3 separate regions of the Homo sapiens genome follow, and regions 1 and 2 are each linked to region 3. The links are chromatin contacts, found by Hi-C or POLR2A ChIA-PET in ENCODE. All regions are on one chromosome and are shown on one strand. Each heading gives the region's core, a stretch centred on a gene start or an enhancer-like site at or near the end of the contact. The rest is flanking DNA. Distances are from core to core; before and after follow the strand shown.

Region 1 (2,974 bases), core at 352-2,851, 570 kb before region 3:
ATCACTTGAACCTGGGAGGGGGAGGTTGTAGTGAGCTGAGATCGCACCACTGCACTCCAGCCTGGAGACAGAGAATGACTCCATCTCAAAAAAAAAAAAAAAAAAAGTTAAAAATTAAAGTTCTCTGTCTTCAGGACTGGGGTTCTATTTCTCTGCCCACTGTGGGTCAGCTTCTTTCTTAGGTTGGCTTCCCTCAATGAATCAAAAGGCCTGCAGTGGATCCAGCCTGACATCCACACACCAAACTGTCCAGGTGACCCCGCATTTCAAGCAAAGTTGCTGAGATCCACTCTGTTGGATGGACTTAAGTCACAAGCCTGCTCCTGGTCCAGTTACCATGGCCAGGGGCATGGAATGTACTGACCATCTCAGCCTCAGTCACAGCTGTACCCCTGGAGCTGGGGTAGCATCAGCTGTTTGGAATAGGGAAACGAACGCAGCCACTGTAGATCTGCTGTACACAGGAAGCGGATGCCTGGCTAGGCCTGGTGAGGCCTCACGCATGATATCATCAGTCATCAATACACAGGAGCATTGGCTGGAAGAAGCTCCTGATTCTTCAGTGAAAAGTGTTGTGACCAAGAGGTCAGAAGAGGTTCCCAGCTTTTGAAAACCAAGAGGCAAAAACCTGTTCTTCAAGAAAAAAAAAATCTTATCAGTCTTCATCATACCTTAGCTTCTGAAATACATGAAACCAGAGCCTCTCTTGGCTTGGCCAGATGCCTCGTCTTGTCTGAGAGGCGGACGGTAGCGTTATCACTCAGGGTAAAAGAGCTTATGGTATTCGGCAGTGACAACCCCCAGTCCTCAATGGCTTAACGCAAGTCCACTGGGAGTCCAGGTGCATCTCCAGGACAGTGGCCCTTTACATAATGACTGCAGGATCCAGGCAGAAGATGTTACCACCATCCTATAACTTGTACTCTCTGGAACAATACAGCCCCTCCCTCCCCAAATCAAAACCGCAGGAAGAGCCCGCTAGAGAGACAAACACTGGAAGTTAGATGCCTCCAGCTGGCAGTGACACTCAGAACTTTTGCTCTCATTTCTTTAGCCAAAGCTAGTTCCATGACCAAGCCTAACATTAAGGTGAGTGCAGACCGGGCGCGGTGGCTCACGCCTGTAATCCCAGCACTTTGGGAGGCCGAGGCGGGCGGATCACGAGGTCAGGAGATAGAGACCACGGTGAAACCCCGTCTCTACTAAAAATACAAAAAAAATTAGCCGGGCGTGGTGGCGGGCGCCTGTAGTCCCAGCTACTCGGGAGGCTGAGGCGGGAGAATGGCGTGAGCCCGGGAGGCGGAGCTTGCAGTGAGCCGAGATTGCGCCACTGCACTCCAGCCTGGGCGACAGAGCGAGACTCCGTCTCAAAAAAAAAAAAAAAAAAAAAAAAAAAAAGAGTGCAGTCCATGCCTGGAAGTAGAGGAGAACTGGCTATTGGAGAACACTCGTAATGCCTGTTCCAGTGGAATTCCTGGGCTCCTCGAGCAAGAGCAGAGAACTGTGCCAGGTGCAGTGCCGCGCCTGTCCCCTGCACTGGAACCAGCCTTCTGTGATTCCGGCTGCCACACGCAGGAGCTCGTTTCCAGGCTGGGAGGAGACTGGCAATGGAAAGATTAACCGCTCCCTGAGTTCCACATGGGGATCAGTACTTTCAATAGTACTTTGTGAGTTCAGCCTCAAAGTAAATGGTTAATTCATCTTGTATCAACAGCACTGTGATTCATAATGTAAACTTGGAGAATCCTTGATGTTTCGGGCCCACATTCCTTTTATTTTGGCTCTGCATTCTTTTAAAGCCACAGTGTGCTCACTTAATAGAATGCAGCATGCAAATGCACAAGTTTTTGCCTGGAGGCAATTTAGCCTGGCTGTTTCAATGGATGTCTTCTTTCAAGTGTATATTCTTTCTTAAATTATTTACTGGGTAAACACACTTTGCATTTTCAAAAGGGAGATTAAGACGGCTTGCTGCAGACCTAGTTCAACATAAAGCCCTCCCCTTGCCCAAAGTTAGGAGGAAGTTACTTTGGGCTTCTCCCCAAGTTCCTTCGCTGCCATCTCACTAGCTGGGAACCCCTTGGCCTAGCTGGTTTTTCTGATTGTCTCCGAGCTCTGCATTCCTTTCTGCTTTGCCTACAGCAATACAGGCCGGCAGCCCCTGGCTGCGATTGCAACTAAGCTTCCTCACAGATGGGGCCCACCAATGCCAGCCTGTATTTCCCCCTTCCAAACTGGCTCAGTCCTATCCACCCAGATGCCCTGACAGTTCACTTTTCTGGTCCTGAGGGGTATCACATTTGCACAACTCCTTTGAGGTCCAAGGTTGGGGTGGATGGCCCAGCCAGTCAAGCTTGCTTAGAGCTCTCTCTATTCCAACTCTTTCCCCATCCCCTTCTACTCTTCCTCCCAAATGTCTGCCAGCATTTGGTTTGAAAGCAAATGCCCTTTCCTGCTGACACCCCGCCCCCACCCAGCACAAAGGAGTTCCTTCTAGCTTCAGGGGGAAGACCAAGTAGTGCTGAGAAGGCGTGATGGTAGGAAGTTTCATCTTTGACGGGGCTTGCTTCAACTTTGAACTTTAACCTTTTCCATGCAGACTTCCTGAGATTTTCCTGCAAATTAATTGCACAGACTTCTCCATTCTCCTTTGAATGGAAGATTACAGTTACCAGAGACTGCATTCTTTCACGATCACTCTTTGGGCAGTTCTCTTTTGAGTACCTGTGTGCAACGCGACTGTGCCATGTGCTGGGGTGGTAGAGGTGAATTCCACATGGTCCCAGTCCACACAGGTTGGGCCCTTGGAAGCAACAGAGCGGGCGGTGGAGGGGAAGCCACCAGGCCCTGTGGGTGCACCAAGGAGGGGGTGAAGCCCAATTAGGAAGGTTAGGGAAGAGCTGAGGATTTAAGGATTCCTGTGTATTCATATTTCTTACCATGCCTCAGATTGAACAAGTAACACCCACAGTTA
Region 2 (2,731 bases), core at 166-2,665, 940 kb before region 3:
CATTTCCATGTGCCACAAGTCCATGTGTGTTCTTTAATTGTCATGCCTTCAAGCTGTGAACTGTTAACGCAGATTACACCATTTTCACTGTCAGGCACCCAAAGCTCTTTATCTTAACTAGGAGAATCCAGTGTCTTGGTCTGAAACCCAACCTAAAGAAAACAAAATGGGAAAGTTCAGTTAAAACAAAACAAAACAAAACCTTTATTGCATACCATACTTGTTAACTACAATAAACACCTACACAACAGCATCTCACAAGTGCACTACACTTTGGGATGCATATCTTGTCAAATGTCAAAAAGAACTACTTTTGACTTATCCAAAATATGGTACAAGTTTGAATGGCATGCAAACTGGATACACGATTCCAAAATAGTTTTTTTTATTCCTTCTCCGCTTGTCAGGGGACTGTCACCATCCAACGCTTAGTGAATAGTTTGAGAAGACAAAGAATTTTAGGACCTTAGAGTTGATCTAATTCAGTTTCCTTCTTCATAGAACAGAAATTGTCTTAGAGAGGCTGAGTGATTAGACCAAGGTCACAAGTAACAGGTGAACCAGAATAGAAGGCAAGTCAACGACCTCCCTTTATGAAATTCTAAGCTGCCTCTTATGAAGTCTTGAATTAAGCCAAGTATGAGTCAGACATGGTCTATGCCATTTGCCTGCAGTCTCCTCCACCCCGCCACCCAAACATCAAGAGAACAGTCAATTTGGCCCAAAAGTAAAGGAGCGACAGTGAAAGCAAAGAGAGCATGCAAGGAAAGGAAGGGAGGAGATAGAGCGAGAGTGTGTGTGGTGTGTGTGAAATTATGACCAGAAGAGTATATGAGAAGAACCTGAATTAGAAGATTCGAGGGAAGAAAGAAGAGGAAGTGCCTCCAGGAGCGAGGGAAATGGAAGGCAGGGCGGCGAGCTCCGGAGAGATTTGTGGAAGGGCATCTCTGCCTGGACTGGATCTGAAGATCTGGAAGAGGATCTGAGCTACATGGATAATACAGACTACCACGCAGCAGACGCTGTTGACTTGTGCCTCAGTTTCCCGCCCGAGTCATGGAGCAGAGGGCTTAGAAATAAATCCTCACCCAAGGAAGAAATATCCTGGTAAGCCAGGTTGGTCTCAACATTCAGGAGAGCCTGCTCCCACTCTGGTGGGACAAAGACCACCAAAATCGTGCTTATATTCCCTGCCTTGACTCCCACCTCAGTGTGGTCCCTGGTGTCTGCTCCTCAGCCATCGCATATCCGGGGCGGCCTGGGCTCACCCGGAACAGATTTTTTCCTCCTTGGATGACTCCGTCATGGACACCTCAGCCCAGGACAAGCAGAGAGCAAACCCTGGCAGCGAGAGGCTGGAGTGCGGGACCTGCTACAAGCCGAGCACCTCTCGGCCAGCGCCCTCGCCAGGACTCTCCCGCTCAGGCCCCCTGCGCAGTCTCTGTTACTGTCACTTCCGGAGGTTCGCCGCCTCAAACCTCCCTCCGGAAGCAAGCTGCTGTGCCTTGTAGCGTGTGGATCCGGAGCCGATTCCCAGAACACGAAGGGGGGAAAAAACGCTTCTAATGATCCCTCAGAACTTGCATATTTTCATACGCTTTTCTGGGGGGAGGCACTAATTGGGGCGCTTTTCCTTTGCGAACTTACTTATCTTAAAGTCGGAGCGGAAAATAAAGCACGCACGCAACCCAATTTCCGGAGAACCGAGATTGCGACGAACAACCAGGAAGCGGCTGGGTTGAGAGCTGTCCCCGGTTCTCCGTTCTGCTCTCGGGGGCACCTTCCGGGGTTCCTAAGCCGCGGGGCCCCTCGCTGCCCCTCGAGGCCCTTTCCCTGACCTAGGCTTTGGCCTGGGCTACTCGTTCCGGAGCCGCCATGTCGTCCGACTTCGAAGGTTACGAGCAGGACTTCGCGGTGCTCACTGCAGAGATCACCAGCAAGATTGCGAGGGTCCCACGACTCCCGCCTGGTGAGAGCCTTGCCCGGCTGGACGAGGGTGCTGGGGAGAGCTGGGAGGGTGCGGGCGGTGGAACGCCGCCCGAGTAAGTGTGTCTATGAGGCGCGAGGCTGGAGTGGGTGGTGCCGGCTGTTCCCAGGAGGGATACGGCTTGGCTTGGTTGAGGGTAAGGAGTCAAGTTCGGGTGTGGGGTGCCGTGAAAAGAGCCTTCGGAATCTGAGCCATCTGAGTTCGAATCCCGGCTCTACCTTCTTGTAACTTGCATAACCTGGAAACGTTTCTTAACGTCTTAAGAGTCTTAATGTTTTCATTTGTAAATTATAGACATGTGAGTATTCAAAGAAAATGAATGAAAGTATGTAGCCTATGGATCTACAATCTACAGCGGCGTTGTTGTGTTAGTAATAATATTGTTATAATTATATGCGGCAAAATAGAGGTAAGAATCAGGGTGCCTAGATTCAAATCCTACCTCTGTCACTTAGAAGTTGTGCCTCTTAACCCGGGAGGCGGAGGTTGCAGTGAGCCAAGATCTCGCCATTGCACTCCAGCCTAGGCAACAAGAGTGAAACTCCGTCTCAAATAAATAAATAAAATAAAAGTTGTGCCTCTTAAACAGACTTCTTAGTCTCTTTCAACTTTCCTTCTTAGTAAATGGGGGAAAATTGTACTTCTCTCATGGGGTTGTTAGGTAGATTAAATTTATATAACATATTTAAAGTCACTTTTGGTGTTGTTAGTTGCTGTATTAGCATTAGTATTTTTCATACCCCC
Region 3 (2,948 bases), core at 329-2,828:
TGTTGTCACTGAGCGTGGTTATATATGGCAGTTTCTTGTAGTCCGTCTCACTAAAATTAACTGTTCACTAGTAAAAGGTTCACAATACTGGGTATAACTTAATGAGAATTAAAACAAGCTCCTCTTTTCAGCAGAGCTTTTGCTTGAGAGAAAAGTCCCCCCAGAATATCAGGGAGATACTTCAGATAAACATTCAGAATCACCTCCTGGCTAAGCATGTGAGCCAGGAAAAAAAGAAAAAAAAAAAAAAAAAAAAGAAAAAACTCAGTCAAGACCCCCATGGCAAGTGGAAAGGATTTGAAATAGCTCATAATTTGGGCTTTGAGCTATTCTGCAGGGTTGTTAGCTGTTTGGTATGATTCGTTTTATCCAAGAGCAGTTCCGGATTGTCAGGCATCCTCTCTTATTGCAAAGATAAATAAATAGAAATTCAGACATTCGGGGAGAATTTGACTTTTATTTCCTTCTTCCTCATTAGAGCCTATTTGGACCCTCACCCCCACCCCCACCCCCCTTTTAAGCCTTTCCGTTTCATGATAACTCTTTCAAGAAGAGAAACAAGCATAAAACAAACAACAGTTAGAAAGAAGCAACCACCTTGTTGGGGATTCCTGTGAATGTATTTAGAAATGAAACACTTCTTGCTTTTGCTTTAATAAGCATTTAGGAGGCTCTACTATCGGGCCATGAGTAATGAGAAAGAGGTATGGTTTTGATTTACTACTGTAGTTTAAATAGACTTAGAATCCAGTGAAATTGTTTTGTTCTAATTCTATCCATTTTTTTCTCAGTTCACCAACTTCTCAAAGAAAGACTTTCCCCAAGTAGCCGGCATTTTCCCAGTATGATAAGGCAAGCAGCGAGAAAGTTTTGTTGTTGTCTTTGTCTTGCTTTTCCCCACTTCAAGCCTCTGAGGCCCCATGGAAATCCTTGGAGTACACTTGGTTGAGTATGGACCATTCTAAATGAAATACAAATCAAAAGCATCCTTTCACTGGCCCCTTTAGGTTCTTAAGCAGAAGAATGTTCTGATCACTGAAGCCATTTCAAGACCTGAAATTAGAAAGTAATAAAAAATATCACACTCTCCCTGGTGGGTAGGACATATAATTGGTTCCCCAGCAGGACTTCAGCTCCAAGTGAGAAATGCGTAGCCTGTGGATCCTTGCTTTCAGAAGAACCACATGCAAACACTACCAAATAAGTAAAAAATAAGCAAAGGGAAACAGGAAAACCAGAGACAAATTCAGAAATAAATAGCCAAGGGCTAGAAAGAATAAAGAAAAAAAAAAAGCATTAACCCCAGATGTCTTTAAACACAAAAATTTGTGCACAAAACACCAGACGAGACGGTAAGTTTATGTGTTTAGATCAGCTTGGACAAACACCGCTGTTCAGGACTGCAGTTATTTTTTTGGATTCCATTCTGGCTGCAAGATGTTCTTGGGGAGAAAATGGACTGTGCTCACACAATCCTAACTGTTTGGGATTTGACTTAAAAAACTGGCCAGGGCCTTGATTTGCAGCTCACTCTTGGCCTAAGCCCGGCGTTCCAGCCGGTTGGGTTTTGTTGCTCGTGGAGTTTGGAAGCCGAACAGTTGGGGTGTGCTGCGATGGACAGGGCCACTGAGCACACAGAGCCTGGTGCTATGCTGCCACCTTCTGTCTAATGTGTCATAGCAAGAGGTGGCTGAGCTCTGGACTGCCTAGAAAACTCGGTGACTTTCTGCCTTTGAGAGTCAGGTCCTCTATAATCTGCACATTCCGGAGCAGCAGTGCCCTCTCTTCCTGTACACCTGTGGGTTCAAGGCCTTGGGGGCTGGCCCTTTGATAGCTTCTTCCAGAACCCACGCCAGTCTGTTTGTTTGCCTCTCTTCCTCATTCCCTCCCTCTCTCCCTGCCAGATCTTGAAGTTTCCGTAGGTAGAAGGGTCTGGAAAAACGAGGTTGAAGGCAAAGACAGGGCTTTTCGTTTTCAAACGTCAGCACACTCTTGTCTAAATTACTGCCAAAGACAAATGGGATGAAGTGGAGGAAAGGAAAAGTGAGATTGAATAGCAGGAAAAAAGCCCTGACAGCAAGATCTATTGCCCTGTGGAGAGGTGTCCCCAGGGGTGAGCTATTGGTTGAGATATTTAAAACTTGAGTGGACAAAACATTAGACCCTTCACCACAGGGAACAATTCTACAGCAGCCCCTGGGACCTGACCCTCGTGAGCGCAGAGGTCCTTCCCAACTCTAATTTTTTATGATTTCTCAATTGACTTCCCATTCTATAAAAAGTATTCTGTTGCTGCTCAGAAACCCAACTGCTTTGACATTCTGTTTGAGGTCGGGATGGTTTCAATCTACTTTCAGTTGTGTGCAGCATTGAAAATGCCCCTATACCTACTTTTTTTGAGCCAAAGAAATGTAAATTCATATAATTAAGCCTAGAAATATGTATTTGAGGAATGACATAGGGGACACTGCCCTTGACAACTGGCCAAGACATGACTCGCCAAGCACCCGGGGATTTGCTGTACAGCCTTTGACAAATGCTTACCCTTTCTGAGTCACCAGTTTTCATTGGGTTGTCTCACTGGTCAGGATGAGAATATCTGATGCCAGTTGGGAACATTTTGGAAGGACTGTGGTGGTGAAAGAAATAGCTTAGTTCTGCACCTGATTGCCAATCACTCCTTGTTGTGAGGATTGTACACTTCTCAGCTTGCAGGCCTGGATCAGGGGAGACAAAAGGAGGGAGAGAGGTGAGATGTCGGATGTGCGGTCATGGTCTTTGCTTGCAGGTTCTCCCTCCCTGGGGTGACTGGGTTCAGCCATCCAGCTGATTATTTTTAGGCTCTTGTTAATTGCCAGGCATGGAGCTAGGAGCTTGTGTGTCAGAGTGGAAGTGAACAAAAACAGTGGAGAACAAATGGAGTCCTCAGGGATACCTATCTCAGTGGC

What was found. Hi-C counts contacts between places; a loop is a spot of excess contacts on that map. ChIA-PET counts read pairs that join two places held with the same protein, here RNA polymerase II (POLR2A). Pooled maps may share reads with other maps.
Region 1: a loop to region 3 is called in a map of PC-9, with 5 times the contacts of the local background. The contact joins two enhancer-like sites. A Hi-C loop is called at or near these places in 3 of 168 maps with a recorded cell type or tissue (IMR-90, PC-9 and endothelial cell of umbilical vein) and 5 of 50 pooled maps.
Region 2: a loop to region 3 is called in a map of naive thymus-derived CD4-positive, alpha-beta T cell, with 17 times the contacts of the local background. The contact joins the promoter of ZDHHC6 here to the enhancer-like site in region 3. A Hi-C loop is called at or near these places in 5 of 168 maps with a recorded cell type or tissue (CD8-positive, alpha-beta T cell, HCT116, IMR-90 and 2 more) and 12 of 50 pooled maps. POLR2A ChIA-PET finds 5 or more read pairs at or near these places in 2 of 52 experiments (CD8-positive, alpha-beta memory T cell and H1).

The regions. Positions count from the first base shown.
Region 1 is chr10:112,810,315-112,813,288 of GRCh38, forward strand. All of the region lies in intron 7 of VTI1A (vesicle transport through interaction with t-SNAREs 1A), which reads left to right. Among named protein-coding and RNA genes, the nearest start is that of LINC02935, 79 kb to the right of the region's middle. RefSeq lists enhancers at 537-1,237, 1,238-1,936, 1,937-2,636. Within about 2 kb of position 1,602, at least 13 of the 41 ENCODE cell types and tissues checked have a DNase peak (open chromatin) inside an H3K27ac peak, as active enhancers do.
Region 2 is chr10:112,445,499-112,448,229 of GRCh38, forward strand. It overlaps ZDHHC6 (zDHHC palmitoyltransferase 6), which reads right to left and starts at 1,416. Exons shown (of 11, transcript NM_022494.3): 1 at 1,207-1,416; 2 at 1-152. VTI1A (vesicle transport through interaction with t-SNAREs 1A) reads left to right here and starts at 1,717. Exons shown (of 8, transcript NM_145206.4): 1 at 1,717-1,969. The coding sequence starts at 1,876. RefSeq lists enhancers at 1,203-1,322, 1,523-1,782.
Region 3 is chr10:113,383,678-113,386,625 of GRCh38, forward strand. No RefSeq gene overlaps it. Among named protein-coding and RNA genes, the nearest start is that of HABP2, 170 kb to the right of the region's middle. RefSeq lists a silencer at 1,633-1,742. Within about 2 kb of position 1,579, at least 8 of the 41 ENCODE cell types and tissues checked have a DNase peak (open chromatin) inside an H3K27ac peak, as active enhancers do.